Linked DNA regions of Homo sapiens: region 1 is linked to region 2. The links are chromatin loops, found by intact Hi-C in ENCODE. Cell type or tissue: natural killer cell. All regions are shown on one strand. Each heading gives the region's core, and the rest is flanking DNA. Links, peaks and the distances in the headings are about the cores only.

Evidence for each region. Peaks named below come from ENCODE experiments on the same cell type or tissue, not always from the same donor. Only the 100,000 strongest peaks of a DNase experiment are listed, where the experiment ranks them.
Region 1: it touches region 2 in a loop (4-fold over the local background); 2 of 110 quality-filtered maps call a loop at or near these places.

What each region holds. Positions count from the first base shown.
Region 1 is chr4:98,703,316-98,708,697 of GRCh38, reverse strand. No RefSeq gene overlaps it. Among named protein-coding and RNA genes, the nearest start is that of TSPAN5-DT, 47 kb to the right of the region's middle. In natural killer cell, for the core only: no CTCF peak of the experiment used is centred there; a DNase peak (open chromatin) is centred at 2,357; H3K4me3 peaks cover 469 bases; H3K27ac peaks cover 2,254 bases.
Region 2 is chr4:98,444,758-98,450,139 of GRCh38, reverse strand. No RefSeq gene overlaps it. Among named protein-coding and RNA genes, the nearest start is that of RAP1GDS1, 190 kb to the right of the region's middle. In natural killer cell, for the core only: no CTCF peak of the experiment used is centred there; DNase peaks (open chromatin) are centred at 1,029, 2,299, 2,869 and 3,299; H3K4me3 peaks cover 1,139 bases; H3K27ac peaks cover 2,313 bases.

The DNA.
Region 1 (5,382 bases), core at 61-5,060, 260 kb before region 2:
AGTAAGAAACAGGTGGGGACAAAGATATAAAAGAGCAGAGTTTTGTATATTATTGAAGTTAAGCTGGTATAAATTCAGATTAGAATCCTAGAATTTTAGGCTATTAAATGTGATCCCTATAGTAACCATAAAACATAGGTATAGAATAGAATATGTGCAAAAGTAAATAAGAAATAAATGTCTACATTTTACTATTAAAAAATCAAACACAAAAGATGACAGTACTGCAGGAAATGAAGGACAAAAAAACTATAAGGCATATAAAAAACAAATATCAAAATGCTATAAGTCCTTCTTTATCAATAATTACTTAAATATAGATGGATTAAATGATCCAGTCGAAAGACAAAGATTGGCAGAATGGATAAAAATGCATGATCCAAATATGCGCTGTTTATAAGAGATTCACTTTAAATCCAAAGATAGAAATAGGTTTAACATAAAAGGACGGAAAAAGATATTCCATGAAAATAGTAACCAAAAGGTGGCTTTACTAATATCAGAAAAAATAGACTTTATATCAAAGAAGGTTATAAGAACAAAGAAGGACATTATACGTTAATAAATGGTTTGATACAGCAGGAAGATAATTATAGACATTTACATACTTAATAACAGACCATCAAATATAGGAAGCAAAAACTGACAGAATTGAAGGGAGAAATAGACAGAATAACTCAATGATATAGGTGCAATTATTCACATTTCAGAAATAGGAAAACTGTGGCTTAGAAAGAAAGACAAAGTCATTTGCCCAAAGTTGTGCAGCTAGTAAATGATGAAGCCAGGGTTTGGATTCAAGAATTTTGATTCTTGAATGTAGACTTAATTACTTAATTACTATAGTGTATCTCTTCCTTGAAAGAAAAAAAAAGTACAATTTTTGCTTTATTCCCCTAAAGTTTCAGTATTTTGTGCTCAAAAGTCTTGTCACCTCGATTTTTTTAAGAACCATCTTGTGGACTTCTATGAGCCTGAAAAGTTGTCTCAAAGTCCTTTAATTATGAAAAATCCATGTTTGAGGATGCAATTCTGTGACTCTCTTCAACAAGGTTCTTTGACTTAGCTATCTTGTTTTATTTAACTAAACATCTCCAATGTAATACTCTGCTTCAGCTTCTCCTAAATGTCCCATAAACTGTGATAATCATTAGGGCAGAAGCAGGAAGAAAACTCATGATCTTAAGATTATTTTCTTTGTAACATGTGATGAATCAGACTTGCAAAGTTCAAAGCACAAAAACTCCTAATGAATGCTAATTCTGTGGAAGATGTGCATATCACTCTCTTTCAAAAACAAAACTTTTTTTAGGTGTTCTGTTTGTGGCAGATTTTCCAAGTTTAGACTTGTATTCTCATTCTTCATCACTATGTGGATAGAACCCAATTATTAGGTCATAAATACAGTGAGAATCTAATATCTATCAATGACATGCAACAAGTCATTTAATTCTTTGTGTCTAGGATGGTTAATTTCAGGTGTCAATTTGACTGGATTCAGGGACATGCAGATAACTTCTGATGAAGCATTGTTTCTAGATATGTCTGTGAGGGTGTTCCAGAAGAGACTGGCATTTGAATAACTGGACTAGGAAGATCCCTCCTCACCCAGTGCAGGCCCATACCATCCAGTTGACTGAGGGCCTGACAGAACAAAAAGGCAGAAGAAAGGCAAATTTGCTCACTCTCTCTTCTGGAACTGGGACACCCATCTTCTCCTGCCCTTGGACATCAGAACTCCCGGGCCTTTGGACTCCAGGACTTGCACCAGATACTCCCCAATTTTCAAGCTGTCAGCTTAGGACTGAGAGTTACACCGTTGGCTCCCCTGGTCCTCAGGCCCTTGGATTTGGACTGAGCCATGCTACCATCTTCCCTTGTTCTTCAGCTTGCAGACAGGATATTGTGGGACTTCTCAGCCTCCATAATCAAGTGAACCAATTCCCGAAGTAAATCCCTTCTGATATATCTATATCTCTGTCTATCTATCTGTTTATCTATCTCGCTCTCTCTCTATCTATATTCTATTGGCTCTATTTCTTTAGAGAACTATGACTAATACAGGTTCTGAGTGCTTTCACTTTTAAAATGAAGTTTGGTATAAGGCCACCTTCAAACCTATTCTCTACCCTTTCCCTTCTACTCAATGTTCTGGGGTCCTATGGACTACATCAACAGGTTTTCTTGCCCTCTGACTTCCAGTCGGGTTCATCCAATGGGAGGCATCAGCAACAGAAGACCAGAAGAAGGTACACTTACTTGACCAGATACCTCCTTGTTAGCAGTAAATGCACAGCAACATTTCTCTACCAAAGATCGCTGCATCTTGTACAACCACAGCTCTTCAAGTTCCAATGACCACTTCCTCCCCTTCCCCTCAAACAGTAGTAGTGGCTTCCTGCCTATCTTAACCTTATCTTCACCCTGACTGATACAGAAGATATGAGTTTAAGTAAACTCTAGAGTTTACCTTTTTGATATGTCCTAGAAAGGTATTCTCTGCTGGGAGATCACATTATTATAATGCTTAGCCAATAAATGATACTCTGAGAAGAGCCAGTATGTATAAATGAGAGGACACCAGACTGGGAGGCAGGAGATCAACAGGGCTACTAAGTAGTTAGATAACTTTCTTCCTGATATGGTTTGGCTGTGTCCGCACCCAAATCTCATCTTGAATTATAGTTCCCATAATCCCCAGGTGTCATGAGAAGGACCTGGTACGTAATTGAATCATGGGTGTATTAGTCCATTTTCACACTGCTGATAAAGACATACCTGAGACTGGGCAATTTACAAAAGAAAGAGGTTTAATTGGACTTACAGTTCCACATGGCTGGAGAAGCCTCACAATCATGGTGGAAGGCAAGGAGGAGCAAGTCACATCTTACATGGATGGGCAGCAGGCAAAGACAGAATGAGGATGACGCAAAAGCAGAAACCCCTTATAAAGCCATCAGCTCTCATGTGACTTATTCACTACCACAAGAACAGTGTGGGTGAAACTTCTGCCATGATTAAATTATCTCCAACTGGGTCCCTCTCACAACACATCGAAATTATGGGAGTATAATTCAAGATGAGATTTGGGTGGGGACACACAGCCAAAACATATCATTCCACCCCTTACCCCTCTCAAATCTCATGTCCTTACATTTCAAAACCAATCATGGCCTCCCAATAGTCCCCCAAAGTCTTAACTTATTTCAGCATTAACTCAAAAGGCCACAGTCCAACATCTTATCTGAGACAAGGCAAGTCTCTTCTGCCTATGAGTCTGTAAAATCGAAAGTAAGGTAGTTATTTCCTAGATACAATGGAGATACAGACATTGGGTAAATACAACAGTTCCAAATGGGAGAAATTGGCCAAAACAAAGGGGTTACAGGGCCCATGCAAGTCCAAAATTCAATAGGACAATCAAATTTTAAAGCTCCAAAATGATCTCCTTTGACTCCAGGTCTTACATCCAGGTCATGTTGATGCAAGAGGTGGTTTCCCATGGTCTTGGGCAGCTCCATCCTTGTGTTTTCAGGGTACAGCCTCCCTACCCAAGCTGCTTTCATGGGCTGGAATTGAGTGTCTGCAGCTTTCCCAGGGACATGGTGCAGCTGTAGGTGGATCTACCATTCTGGGGTCTGGAAGATGGTGGTCCTCTTCTCACAGCTCCACTAGGTGGTGCCCCTGCAGGGACTCTGTGTGGGAGCTCCAACCCCACATTTCCCTTCTGCACTGCCCTAGCAGAGGTTCTCCAGGAGAGCCCCATCCCTGCGGTAAACTTCTGCCTGGACATCCAGGCATTTCCATACATCCTCTGAAATCTAGGTGGAGGTTCCCAAACCTCAATTATTGACTTCTGTGCACCCACAGGCTCAACACCATGCGGAAGCTGACAACGCTTGTGGCTTGCACCCTCTGAAGCCATGGTCCAAGCTCTACATTGGCCCCTTTCAGCCATGGCTAGAGTGGCTAGGACACAGGGAACCAAGTGTCTAGACTGCATACAGCCCAGGAATCCTGGGCCCTGCCCACAAAACCATTTTTTCCTTCTATACCTCTGGGTCTGTGATGGGAGAGACTGCCACAAAAGTCTCTGACATGCCCTGGAGACATTTTCCCCATTGTCTCGGTGATTAACATTTGGCTCCTCATTACTTATGCAAATATCTGCAGGCAGCTTGAATTTTTCCTCATAAAATGGGATTTTCTTTTCTATCACATTGTCAGGCTGCAAATTTTCCAAACTTTTATACTCTGCTTCCCTTTTAAAACTGAATGCCTTTAACAGTACCCAAGTCACCTCTTGAATGCTTTGCTGCTTAGAAATGTCTTCTGCCAAATACCCTAAATCATGTCTCTCAAGTTTAAAGTTTCACAAATCTCTAGGGCAGGGGCAAAATACCACCAGTCTTTTTGCTAAAATGTAAGTAAACAAGAGTCACCTTTGCTCCAGTTCCCAACAAGTTCCTCATCTCCATTTGAGACCACCTCAGCCTGGATTTCATTGTCCATATCATCAGTATTTTTTGTCAAAGCCATTAAATAAGTCTCTGGGAAGTTCCAAACTTTCCCACATTTTCCTGTCTTCTTCCGAGCCCTCCAAAATGTTCTGACCTCTGCCTGTTACCCAGTGCCAAAATTGCTTCCACATTTTTGGGTATCTTTTCAGCAATGCCCCACTCTATTGGTACCAATTTACTGTATTAGTTGATTTTCATGCTGTTGATAAAGACATACCTGAGACTGGGCAATTTACAAAAGAAAGGATTAATTAGACTTACAGTTCCACATGGCTGGGAAAACCTCACAATCATGGCAGAAGGCAGGGAGGAGCAAGTCTCATTTTACATGGATGGCAGCAGGCAAACACAGTGAGGAAGACGCAAAAGAGGAAACCCCTGAAGAAACCATCAGATCTCATGAGACTTATTCACTACCTGAGAACAGTATGGGGGAAACTTCCCCATGATTAAGTTACCTCCCACCAGGTCCCTCCCACAACACATGGGAATTATGTAAGTAAAATTCAAGATGAGATTTGGGTGGGGACACAGAGTCAAACCATATCAATGGGGGTGATTTCCCCCATGCTATTCCTGTGATAGTAAGTTCTCACGAGATATGAGACAGGTTTTATAAGAGGATTCCCCCTTCACTGTGCACTCATTCTTCTCTATCCTGCTGCCATGTGAGAAAGGATGTGTTTGCTTCCCCTTCTTCCATGATTGTAAGTTTCCTGAGGCCTCCCCAACCATGCTGAACTATGAGATAATTAAACCTCTTTCCTTTGTAAATTACCCAGTCTCAGGCAGTTCTTTATAGCAGTGTGAGAATGGACTAATACACTGCCTTTCCTTCTTTTAAAACTGTGGTAAAATACAC
Region 2 (5,382 bases), core at 220-5,219:
CAGGCCTTCATCCTCAGGTTTCTACCTAATCGTTGCTGAAGGGCTGCATATTTGAGGCAAGAAGGAGGGGAAAAAAAGGAAAAGGTGAAGGGACAAAACAGCATTTGCCCAGCAGGTCTTTTCCTTTCTATTTACTAAAGGATGCCATATCTGGGGATTTCTATGGAACTGTAGCACTAGCTTGGAAAGCTGGAAAATGGGACTATTTGAAGCTTGACGTACTAGTCTCTGAACAAAATCGGGGTTCTGTTAATAAGGAGAGCTGGATATTGAAGAAATAATTCATATTTGCCACAAAGACATTTTTTGAACACTTATTGATACTATATTCTTTTTTCAAATATGGTAGGGATGTAAGAGTTCTGGCATGTTTTTGGCTATGGGTTGGCCATCCAGAGCAAACGCAAGGTTTGGCAACTATTCCTCTGCCATTGCCATGCTCTAGCTCCCGGTCTATGTAACCCTTGTTAGCTTAAGGCAAGGAGAATTATCTGGTCTTTCTTTGAGCCCACTGGGGCTTACTCACTCTGGGGTATATAGGGAACATGCTGTTCTTCGGTACATGCTGTCGTTGAAACATTTAGGAGCAGAATGTTTCTTTTCACTGGAATCTTGGCTGGAATGGAGCAGAACTTCTAATTATATGAGTCCTTTAAAATGAGGAGGCTCATTTCTGTGGGGTTGGCTATAAAGAGGAAATTGTGGTTGATCAGGTTAGCCTGGGAGGTTGGCAGGTAGAGTCTGTGTTAGGAATTCTCCAAAGGGAGGCCTCCAAAAGCAGAGCGCAATAAGCCTGGGTGAGCAGGCTTCCATATTATATAAGATCCCCTGACTCATGGGATAAAGATGATGATGAAGATGTCTTTGGCCTGAGGAGAAGGGCTATATTCCTGATCCAGCTAAGGGACTTTCTAAATCCCTGCAGTCCCACAAGCTGCTGCCAGCCCTGTGAGAGGAGAGGGAACAGGAGGGCCAGCACCAGCTCCCTCCTATCAGCAGGATGTGGTGAGTGCAGGCTTGGGCATGGCTTGCAGCTGTTTTCATGTTCCTGCCACTTGTCAGACTGCAGCTGTCACTGACTCTCAGGATGGCAAGTCTTCTCTGGGGGACTAAAGGCAGTGCAAGTTTGCACAGGTCATATAAATGACCTTGGGTCAAATATTTGGATCTTCCTTAAACATGGCCTTTCCCATAGTGCTGTTCTCTGTCCCTAAAAATCCATTTCCCTTTCTCCTGCTCTGGAAGCAGACAGCCTCCATCCACAGGGTCACAGATGCATAGGCTTCCAGGGGCTATGCAGTTTAGGTGAATGGCCAGGTGGGGATCTAATCCAGTAGAGAGACATATCCTGTCCAAAGGGGGCCCCACCCACATGCTCTTCTCCTGAAATGTAGAGTCCCTGGTTTCCAGATCTCCTCATTTTAAAAGAAAAGCCAGAGAAATGGATTTTTATGCAAAATCACTTACATTTTAAATGTTTAAAGCTATTCATTTTTTCTCCTTTTCTTCTTCCTTTTTTTTTTTTTTAAAAAATACCAGGCCGGACGCGGTGACTCACGCCTGTAATCCCAGCACTTTGGGAGGCTGAGGCGGGCGGATCACAAGGTCAGGAGATTGAGACCATCCTGGCTAACACGGTGAAACCATGTCTCTACTAAAAATACAAAAAATTAGCTGGGCGTGGTGGCGGGCACCTGTAGTCCCAGCTACTCAGGAGGCTGAGGCAGGAGAATGGCGTGAACCCGGGAAGCAGAGCTTGCAGCAAGCTGAGATGGCACCACTGCACTCCAGCCTGGGTGACAGAACAAGACTCCATCTCAAAACAAAACAAAACAAAAAACAACAACCATGTGGCCCAAACAACATGTGTGAGGGCCCCTAGTTTGTTTGCCATCCCTAGTCTATAGAGGAAGAAACAGATTGGCCAGGTGATAGAATCATGAAGAGCATGAAGAGTGTTTAATGATGACTCTTGTGGAAGAAGAGGCCCTCCACTCCTTCCCTCCCCTCTCCATGTGAGTGGTGCCTGGAGAGTGTTGATCAGCTTGGAAGAAATCAGAGTGGTGGTTCACAGGTTTGTTTAGAGGCGCAAATATGTTGCTAGCAGTTGATGGCAGTGCTAAGAGGTGATTAGACTCCAATCAGCTAAACATCAGTTCCATAGGTACTTGTAGGTATGCTCTATACCTCTTCTGATACACTCTGAACGCACTCTGATACATTTGGTAATGGGGCGGTGGTAGATGTTGCGTGGGTGTAAGTGATGTAACGCTTGGATGCCCAGGAGGAGGTGCTGTTGTGGGTTCCCTCGGGAGAGTGGGGAGGGCTTGGTTGGAGCAGAGTGTTCAAGAGGTGATGAAAAGTAAGGGTGTATCAGGAAGGGTTGCACAGAGGCTGGGCAGGGCAGCTCTGCCTCACTGAGAAATTTGATCAGGATCTCTGAGGAAGAAAGGATTGGGGCTTTGATTTAAGAATTAGGGGCAGAAAATAGAGGGACTGGCAAGTCAGATAGTTTTTAATTGAGGAACTACCCTAGCATCTGAAAACACACACAACCTAGCATTTGGGGTTTGTTTTTTAAAAGTCAGAATATATCTTGAATGTCTAGATGCAGGAAAAGGTTAAGATTCTGGTACAGCCATATAATTAAAGAACATGGGGGTATGGTGGCTCATGCCTATAATTCCAGCACTTTGGGAGGATCGCTTGAGTCTGGAAATTCAAGGCTAGCCTGGGCAACAAAGCAAGACTTCATCTCTGCAACATTTAAAAAAAAAAATAGCCGGGCATAGTAGTGATGCCTGTGGTCCCAGCTACTAGGGAAGCTGAGGTGTATCAGTTGAGCCCAGCAGGTTGCGGCTGTGGTGAGTCAAGATTGCGCCACTGCACTCCAGCCTGTGCAAGACCTCATCTCAAAACCACAAAGAACACAACAAAGAACAAAAAATAGGCAGCCATTAAAAAAGAGGTTTATAAAAACTTGAGTTGTTAGTAACATGAGAAATTCTTAAGTGGGGGGAAAAAAGGATATAGCTACACATGGCACAATGCTTCAACCATGTAAATACACCCTGGGCAACTGCTGTGGGCAAGCATGCCAGAAGGTCATTCTGAAACTTTGCATCAGACATTAGGCACAGGTATAACAAAGCATGCTTTCTATGAACTAACTGTCAGATCATATTATAACACAAATGCGAGGCCGTTCTCTCATTAACAGGAAATGAATTTTTGTCAGATGGTTTTCTCAGGTCAGTGAACATCTTGTTCTCACTTGTTGTGGCTTAGGGGAAGTCACTGTGTTTCACAATCACGATAGGGTAACAAGAGGACAAGAAATAGGCGAGTGGGAAGCAAAGGAATTAATAGTTATTACTTTGGGATATGATGAATCTACATGGACACTCTGCTGTGTTACTTCCTCTAACTTCTGCTGGGTACTAGGGGATGAGGCTGTGTGGGTGAAAAGAGCAGAATATGATTCATTAACACCTCTTCTACTTTTCTTACCTACACAAAAAAGGAAGTCATGGTAGGAGAAGCATGGTAGAGAGTGGGTTGCATTCTGGAAACTTGAGAAAAGGGAGGGTGGGGCAACGGAACTGTCTACCTACCGATAGTTGGCTTTAGCCGAAATTAGGAACTATTTTGGGTTCCTCCAAAGATGGGTCTGAAGTCAAAGCTCCTCTGGTTAATATTTCCTCACATCATCTTAGAATTGGATTCAATCATCCCTTCCTTCCTAAGTTCTAAGTGTTTTAGGTATCTGTCTGACATGCCTATGCTAGACATCAAGGAACTAAGCACCAAGATGCTGAGCAGAACCTCCCTGAAGGGAGGTCAAGGTCAGAGGTGCTGACCTTCTCTGGTCCTCCTGCTAGTGGACCAGAGAAGACCACCAGACCAAGAGAGCAAAGGTCAGAAGAACCGCAGGCAGCAGTACCTACCTGGCTTGTTTTGTTTGATAATTTGGTTCCAATATATAAAAATGAATTGTCATCATATTAAGTTCCTGTCTAGTGTTATAAATAGGAGACAGATGTGTATTGTCCATTTTCAAAGTGTTAGGGAGAATCTCTGTGGCTACAGCTAAAAAGCTCAATTTCATTAAAAATTTTATTTTTATTTTGGGACAGACTCTCACTCTGTCATCCAGGTTGGAGTGCAGTGGCACGATCTCGGCTCACTGCAACCTCTGCTTTCCAGGTTCAAGGGATTCTCCTGTCCCAGCCTCCTAAGTAGCTGGGATTACAGGTGTGCACCCTGATGCCTGGTTAATTTTTGTATTTTTAGTGGAGACAGGGTTTCACCATGTTGACCAGGCTGGTCTTGAACTCCTGACCTCAAGTGACCTACACGCCTCAGCCTCCCAAAGTGTTGGGATTACAGGTGTGAGCCATTTTGTTTCTACATTACAAACTATTAATAGGCATACTGTCTGCTGTTTGGGGGTTGTTTTTTGAATCCTTTTAGTTGGGAATCCTGCAGCAGTGAGAGAGGAGTATATAGGTTAGGCCCTAAGATATCACAATTCCATCTCACCTTGTCTTGAACGTCTAAAAGTTCAATTGTCATGAAAATCCTAAGGGAAGTAGGGATTATTAAACTTGTCATATTGAGAAATCAGGCCCAAAGAGTTTAAGTAACTTGGCTATGGTCACACAGCTAGTATGTAACAGACCCAGGATATGACTATAGATTAGACAGCATCCAAAGACCACACTCTTTGCACTGTATCACCCTTTTAAAGTACATAACTTGAGTCAGACACACCTATAAAACATACGCCTGTAATCCCAACACTTTGGGAGGCCGAGGCGGGTGGATCACTTGAGGTCAGGAGTTCAAGACCAGCCTGGTCAACATGGTAAAACCCTGTCTCCACTAAAAATACAAAAATTAACCAGGCGTCAGAGCACATGCCTGTAATCCCAGCTACTTGGGAGGCTGGGACAGGAGAATCACTTGAACCTGGAAAGCGGAGGTTGCAGTGAGCAAGATCGTGCCACTGCACTCCAGCCTGGACGACAGAGTGAAGTTACATGGCATATTATTTATATGTATATAGGCAAAGTTAGAGATCACACCTGTGAAAAAAGACCTCAGTTTTCCTGGCTACAGCTATAAAGATTCATCCCAAATATTATTACATGCTTTTTAATAGACACTTGTGTAATACAAATGTTATAGCGTCCTAATGTTAAGTGGCTTTTAAGCTTACTGATTCCAGTAACAGCTGGATACAAAGGGTAATGCTCACCTAAATGTCTTAATGTCTAGATATCCTCACCCAGTATGTTCAAGAGAATTAGATAATAAGCCTCCTAATTATAACAAAGAGCATTTCTTTTTGAATTCTTCACATGTAGCATTTTTCAGAAC